Regions from separate parts of the Homo sapiens genome. Here region 1 is linked to region 2. A link is an interaction called in ENCODE POLR2A ChIA-PET data of the cell type or tissue named here. Cell type or tissue: B cell. All regions are shown on one strand. Region 1 overlaps CCM2 (CCM2 scaffold protein). Region 2 overlaps OGDH (oxoglutarate dehydrogenase).

The links. Peaks named below come from ENCODE experiments on the same cell type or tissue, not always from the same donor. Only the 100,000 strongest peaks of a DNase experiment are listed, where the experiment ranks them.
Region 1: POLR2A ChIA-PET joins it to region 2 with 14 read pairs; 8 of 35 experiments call an interaction of 5 or more read pairs at or near these places.

The regions. Positions count from the first base shown.
Region 1 is chr7:45,007,270-45,011,269 of GRCh38, forward strand. The region is part of intron 1 of CCM2 (CCM2 scaffold protein); the gene reads left to right. Among named protein-coding and RNA genes, the nearest start is that of CCM2, 9.1 kb to the left of the region's middle. In B cell, no CTCF peak of the experiment used is centred here; no DNase peak of the experiment used is centred here; H3K27ac peaks cover 1,589 bases.
Region 2 is chr7:44,627,981-44,631,980 of GRCh38, forward strand. The region is part of intron 2 of OGDH (oxoglutarate dehydrogenase); the gene reads left to right. Among named protein-coding and RNA genes, the nearest start is that of OGDH, 23 kb to the left of the region's middle. RefSeq lists an enhancer at 1,828-1,877. In B cell, no CTCF peak of the experiment used is centred here; a DNase peak (open chromatin) is centred at 2,051; H3K27ac peaks cover 3,255 bases.

The sequences.
Region 1 (4,000 bases), 380 kb after region 2:
TTTGTGCTCTGGGATCTGTGGCGGGAGCAGTGAGCCCAGCCATGTCCTCTGCATGCATCGCTGTGTCCTTGTGAACAGTGGATCTTTGTTAGCGCGCTTCGCACTCCTTGGCTTTTTTATCTTTCAATCAAGAACAGCAACTGCTCTTCAAATGATTCTACAGGTATGAGGGAGTTTACATTTGGATTTGTCAATGGAACCATTAGGATTTTTTGTTTGTTTGTTTTGTAAAAATAAGAACTTTTTTCCTTAGCCTTGTGTCTGTGCCAAAAATGTGACCTTTTTTTTTCTCCCAAGTGTGCCCAAACAGTAACAATTTTTTGCTTGGATTATGTTAAGAATTAGGGCATTTGACCATAGGCATTAGATGTATGTGCAATGAAAGTGATCCCCTTTAATAAGCATAATAGGAACATGGAATTTGGGCTTTTGTTTGCAGCTTAGGATGATGGTGTGTCTTGTAACCCAAGGAGGTTTTTCACTTTTCTGAAAGTGAGAAGACTGGTCAGCCTAAACCCGTGGTGTCACTGTTCTTAAGGGAAACCTAGTTGAGGAGTGGGAGATAACCATTTCACATGTTGTTTTTGTACCTTGGAGAAAAAAAAGAGAGAAGCCTTTATTTAAATCTTTATGTCTATTCTATAGTTTAAAATTCCATACAGGTTTTTTTCAAAAAATCAAATTTGCTTCCTGTGTGTTGTCACCATGAGCTCTCTGGTCAGGTGTGGAAACTGAAATGTTTCCCTTGTTGGTTTATGTGGTGGGGTACATTTTTTTTTTTTTTTTTTTTTGAGGTGGAGTCTTGCTCTGCTGCCCAGGCTGGAGTGCAGTTGCATGACCTCAGCTCACTGCAGGCTCCGCCTCCTGGGTTCAAGCAATTCTGCCTCAGCCTCCCAAGTAGCTGGGACTATAGGTGCGTGTTCCCATGCCCGGCTAATTTTTTTATTTTTGGTAGAGATGGGGTTTCCCCATGTTGGCAAGAATGGTCTTGATCTCTTGACCTCATGATCCACCCGCCTCGTCCTCCCGAAGTCCTGACCAATGTGTGCCTCTGTGTGCCACCGTGCCTGGCCAAGGGTACATGTTCTTTTTTTTTTTTTTTTTTTTTTTTTTTGAGACAGTTTTGCTCTTGCCCAGGCTGGAGTGCAGTGGCGCGATCTCGGCTCACCACAACCTCTACCTCCCAGGTTCAAGCGATTCTCCTGCCTCAGCCTTCCCAAGTAGCTGGGATTACAGGCATGCGCCACCAAGTCCGGCTAATTTTGTATTTTTAGTAGAGACGGGGTTTCTCCATGTGGGTCAGACTGGTCTCAAACTCCCAACCTCAGGTGATCCACCTACCTCGGCCTCCCAAAGTACTGGGATTACAGGCGTGAGCCACCGCACCCGGCCAAGGGTACATGTTCTTAATGAGATGCCTTGGTCAGGTCTAAGTGTCAGTTATGGTGCATGTTGATTTTCTGTCAGATGTCTGAAAATGCCCTAGATATGATTATGTCTAGCTAATTTATTACTGCCATTAGATACATCACCTTTACATAGCTTTTACTTTTCATGCTACTGGGTATAGACAATAACCATAGCCCACCTGCCTGTGCACTTCTAATATCAGGCTGAGTTCAAGTTCCTTTCTAAGGCTCCCCCTCTCACTTAGTATTGTCCGTCTTTCTTGAAAGAGGTATGTGCAGCCTCCGTGTTTGCTTTTTCCAGCACATTCTTCCACCCTCAGCATTTTATGATGAAAATTTTTGGGACAGGCACGGTGCTCACGCCTCTAATCCCAGCACTTTAGAAGGCCAAGGCAGGCAGATCACCTGAGATCAGAAGTTCAAGACCAGCCTGGCCAACATGGCGAAATGCTATCTCTACAAAAATACAAAAATAAGCAGGGCATGGTGGTGTGTGCCTGTAATCCCAGCTACTCCAGAGGCTGAGGCAGGAGAATCGCTTGAACCCGGGAGGCAGAGGTTGCTGTGAGCCAAGATTGCGCCATTGCACTCCAGCCTGGGCGACAGAGGGAGCCTCTGTCTCAAAAAAAAAAAAAAAAAAAAAATTTTTGAGTACACCAAAGTTGAAAGAATTTTGCAGTGAATACTTGCACCTAGATTCTGCCACTAACGTTGGCTATACTTGTTTTTTTTTTTTTTTTTTTTGAGACGGAGTCTCACTCTGTCACCTAGGATGGAGTGCAATGGCGTGATTTCGGCTCATTGCAACCTCCGCCTCCTTTGTTCAAGCGATTCTCCTGCCTCAGCCTCCCCAGCAGCTGGGATTACAGGCATGTGCCATCACGCCTGGCTAAGTTTTTGTATTTAGTAGAGATAGGGTTTCACCATGTTGGTGGGGCTGGTCTAGAACTCCTGACCTCAGATGATCCGCCCACCTCGGCCTCCCAAAGTGCTGGGATTACACTCATGAGCCACCCTGCCTGGCCTGGCTATACTTGTTTTATCCCATATCTAGCATTTGTTTATCACTGTACCTGCCCATCAACTCATTTTATTTTTCTGATGCATTCCTCAATAAATTGCAGACATTGTTTCACTTTGATCTAAATACATTAGCATGCATGTCATTAACTAGGGTTCAATATTTGCTTACAGTTTTCTTTTGATGTAAAATTATGTAACAATGAAATACACACTTTTTTTTTTTTTTTAAACAGGGTCTCACTCTGTCACAGAGGCTGGAGTGCCGTGGTGCAATCATGGCACACTGCAGCCTTGACTTCCCAGACTCAAGTGATCCTCCCGCCCCAGTCTCCTCAGTAGCTAGGACTAAATGGGTTTGTCACCATGCCCAGCTAATTTTTTTTATTTTTTGTAGAGACGAGGTCTCACTGTGTTGCCCAGGCTGGTCTTGAATTCCTGGGCTTAAGCAATCCTTCTGTCTCGGCCTGCCAAAGTGTTGGTATTACAGGCGTGAGCCACTGCTCCTGGCCAAATAATACACATCTTCAGTGAATATTAGCTAAATTTTGACAAATGCATACTCCTACGTAACTGAAACCCCTACTAAGAAATAAAATATTACCTACCATCACTGAGAAAATTCCCTTATGCCCCTTAGAAAGTCCTTCCCCCAAGGTAGTACTGTTCTGATTTTTTTCCACCATAGGTTAATTTTGTTCATTCTAGAACTTCATACAGATGGATTCATACAGTATACATTGTGTTGTGCAGGGATCACTGTACTCAGCATAATGTTTTTGAGATTTATCCATATATTGCTGCATGTTTCAGTTGCTGAGTAATATTTTGTTGTATGTTTATGCTGTGATTTGTTTATTCATTTGTTGGAGATTTAGTTTCTTTCTAGTTTGTGTATATATATATATATTTTTTTGAGATGGAGTTTTGCTCTTGTCGCACAGACTGGAATGCAATGGTGTGATCTCAGCTCACTGTAACCTCTGCCTCCTGGGTTCAAGTGATTCTCCTGCCTCAGCCTCCTGAGTAGGTGGGATTATAGGTGCCCGCCACGATGCCTGGCTAATTTTTGTATTTTTAGTAGAGATGGGGTTTCACCATGTTGGCCAGGCTGGTCTCGAACCCCTGACCTCAGGTGATACACTTGCCACGGCCTCCCAGTCTACTTTGTATTTTGAAAAAGCTGCTGTGAACATTTGTGAATGAGTCATTATGTGAACATGTTTTCATTTATTTTGGGTAAATACCTAATAATGGAATTGCTGAATTTTATGGGAACTATATGTTTAACTTTATAAGACACTGCCAAACTTTCTGCTAAATTTTTGTCTCCTAATTCTTTGTTTTTTTCTCTTTCCAGAGACAGGGTCTCATTCTGTAACCCAGGCTGGAGTGTAGTGGTGCAATCAGAGCTCAGTATAACCTCAAACTCCTGCAGTTCTCATGCCTCAACCTCCCAAGTAGTTAGGACGATAGGTGTGTGCCACTATGCCCAGCTAAATTTTTTTTTTTTTTGAGACGGAGTCTCACTCTTGTTGCCCAGGTTGGAGTGCAATGGTGCGATCTCAGCT
Region 2 (4,000 bases):
TGTTATTTTTAAATCTGTGTTTTATAGTGTTTCCAAGCATACATAACAGTAGAGAGAAGAGTAGATGATAAGCCTAATGAGGAGACTGGTCACGCAGCTTCAACAGCTGTCTTAAAAATCTATTCCCTACCCCAGTGACTTTTTTATTTGTTGGTTTATTTGGGGTTTGAGGAGAGTAGACACTGGAGTATTTTAAGGCAAATTCCAGACCTGTGTCATTTCTGGCATAAATGCATCAGTGTAACTAACTGTTAAGTAATTGTTTTCATAACCACACCCAATAAAATTAACAGGCTAATTCTCTAATAGAATTTTTTCTCAGTCCATGTTTAAATATTTACTCTTCTCTTAAAGCTGCCCTTTTACATTTTGTTTTGTTTTGTTTTTTAATTTTTATTTTACTTTTTTTTACATTTGGTTTTACACTTTATAATTGGTCGTTGTATTCCTTATTTTTAATTTTATTTATTTTTTAATTAAAAACTTTTTTTTAATGTAAGTAGGAGCCATGCCTGTAATCCTGATACTTTGGGAGGCTGAGGCAGGAGGATTGCTTGAGTCCAGGAGTTTGGGACCAGCCTGGACAAGGCAAGGCCTTGTCTCTATTAAAAATAAAATAGAAAGCTTTTTAAAAAAATAAAAAAATGTAAATAGAGATGGAGTCTCTTTATGTTGTCCAGACTGGTCTTGAACTCCTGGGCTCAAGCAATCCTCCCAGCTTGGCCTCCCAAAGTGCTGGGATTACAGATGTGAGCCACCACACCCAGCCTCTTAAAAAAAACTTCTATTCTTAAAATGCTTAACTGATGTGAAAATTATATTTGTGGTAAAATATTTTAGCAAATCAGAGCTGCAAGTACCTTTTTTACCCTAAGTCCACTCCCCAGAACAGAATCCGGTTAACTAGCTGACCTGGGTCTGTCTCTGTGGTGGGCCCATCTGCCATCTCCCTTTTGTTCCTACCTTTGGTCCTGTCCTAGACTTTCGTCTCTGTTCTAGTCTGGCATTTGTGCTCCTCACTGACCCCTCTTAAGAGCCTTCAGCGGTGGCCTGGGCTGTCAGCCTATGAAACCCTCCTCATTAGGGTCTCAGCATATTTGAGGTCACATCAAATGATGACATCTTTATTTATGTCTTTAAGACACAGTCAGAGCTAAGTTATCCTTGTTAATGTTTAAGACAAACAGGTAATTGAGAACTGCTAAGCCCCCATGAGTCTGGGTGTTGATCTCATTTTGTTTTGTAGGGACAGGTGCCCACCTACAGCTGTAGCATGGTGTTGAGTTCCTTGTGATGCATCTGCCAGGTTCTGGCCCTGCTGAGGAAGAGCCAGGATTAGGTCCTGAGGGAGTGGAAGGAGCTGGGGCCTGTTGTTCTTCTCCCAACAGTGCCTTCAGCAGCTGCCTTGAGGGTGCCATCATTGGCCCTGCTTTTCTTCTAGGCCCTCCTGGCCATTTGGCTTTCTCACAGCTTGCTTTGTACCTCAGGGCTCTTCCTCTGCTCTGTGCTTTCCTCTGCCCTGCCCACCTGCCTAAAGCCTGCCTCCCTGTTCTTGTTAACTGATGCCCATTTCTTTTCTTTCCTTTTTCTTTTTCTTTTCTTTTTTTTTTTTTTTTTTGAGACGAGTCTCGCTCTGTCACCAAGTCTGGAGTGCAGTGGCGCAGTCTCGGCTCTCTGCAACTTCCGCTTCCTGGGTTCAAGCAATTCTCGTACCTCAGTCTCCCAGCTAGCTGGGATTACAGACGTGCCCCATCACGCCTGGCTAATTTTTGTATTTTTAATAAAGACGGGGTTTCACCATGTTGGCCAGGCTGGTCTTGAACTCCCGACCTCAGGTGATCCGACCGCCTCGGCCTCCCAAAGTTCTGGGATTATGGGCGTGAGCCATCATGCCCGGCCTGATGCCTGTTTCTTGATGGTTTTTTCTTCTTGCACTTTTCACGTGTCAGCTCCTAAAGTGTGTACATGTGGTCGCTGCAGGAGGGAGGGTCTCTATGCGTTCAGATTACAGGTGCAGGCTGTTGGCCTGCTGCTGAGTCTGGCATCGCTGCTCATCTGTCGACACCGTTCTGCTTCCTCCTTTCGTGCTTATGAAACACAGTACTGGTGTTTTCTATGGGTGAAACTAAGTGGAGGAAAAGCACAGATACACAAACTGTCCCATTATGCAGTGTTATGGGCCTTTTCACTCTGCAGTGTTGAAACTGCCTTGGCCTCACTTTGAAAAATAGGACTATGGTACCCATGGTTGTGTCCTGGCCTGGGGTTCCTCCCATGGCAGGAGCCCTGCTCCAAGTTACCCTCCTAGCCGCTGCATGTGCGGTGAAGGGGCTTCCCACAGTGGGTATGTGGAAGTCTGATGGAAGTCTGATGTGCTCATAAGGAGATCTGATATGTTCACGTGACAAGGAACAGCTGTGTTGAAAAATCTGCAGAACACTTTGGTGCCACTCAAGTTATTTATTTCTGGGAATAATTCACAAGGCACTTTAGGCAATGCCAGTTGGGTGGTTGGAATGCATTTTGAGTATTTTAATCTTTTATGTTTGATTTATGAATGACTTATCAGAAATATATGTAGTCATTCCTTGGTATCTGTGGGGGATTGGTTCCAGGGCACACTGAGGATACTAAAATCCAAGGAAGCTCATGTCCCTTGTATAAAATGAAATATAAACTATGCACGTTCTCCCATATACTTTAAATCATCTCTAGATTACTTGTAATACCTAATACAAGGTAAATGCTATGCAGATAGTTGTTATACTTCATTGTTTGTGGCAGCAGTCCCCAACTCCTTTGGCACCAGGGACCAGTTTCGTGGAAGACAATTTTTCCATGGACTGAGGGATCAGGGGAGGATGGCTTTGCAGTGAAACTGTTCCACCTCACATCAGGCATTAGTTAGATTCTCATAAGGAGTGAACTTAGATCCCTTGCATGCACAGCTCACAATCCAGTTGGCTCTCCCATGAGAATCTAATGCCCCCGCTGATGTGACAGGAGGTGGAGCTCAGGTGGTAATGCTCGCTTGCCGCTCACTTCCTGCTATGCAACCCAGTTCCAAACAGGCCACTGACCAGTACTGGTCTGTGGCCCGGGGGTTGGGGATCCCTGGTTTAGAGAATAATAACAGGAAAAAAAAGTGTACATGTTCAGTACAGGCAGTTTTTTACCAACTATTTTCAATCCACGTTTGGTTGAATCCATGGATGCAGAACCCACAGATACGGAGGGCTGACTGTATACATAAACTGCATGGTCTACGTAAATGGGGTTTCAGCGATGAGCTTTGAAGTTACCCCTTGATGATTTTTTGTTTTTGAAGATTCAGGAGGTACATGTGTGGGTTTGTAACATGGGTACGTTAAGTAATGGTGGGAATTGGGTTTCTAGTGTACCCATCACCCAGATAATGAACATTGTACCCAATAGGCAATTTTTCAACCCTCACTCTCCTACCACCCTCCCCCACCGCCACTTGATAATCTTTAACTTCACATGTTAAGAGCAATCTCAGCACTTGTGGCTTTTTGTGTTAAATCAGCTAAACTGACTGAGTGCGCCTTCTCCAACTTTAGCACAGTATTTCACTCTTAAGCAGTTTGCATTTATGGTTTATTTAGGGTGATAAAATTATAACCTCTTTGAAACAACAGGAAACATGAAGCAACACCCTCACTTGTGTGGTAGTTTGCAGCTCATGACAGCTGTGTTCGAAGCTTGTGCTGAGTGGCGGCTGCAAGAGGAAAAGCAGTCTTGCCCTGTTATCCTAGCAGGATGATTAAATAAGTTTAAACAACAGTTAAAATTCTAGCTCTCTTTTCTCTCTCTCTCTCCCCCTCTCCACCCCCTTCCCTCTTTCCTTTCTCTCTCCTCTCTCTCCCGGCCCTTAAAAAGAAAAATAAATAAATAAAAACATTTGGAATTCTAATAGAACCCACTGAGCTTCTGAAAGGAAGTGCATTATGCTGTGCTGTGAAGGAGCCCAACAGGGGCT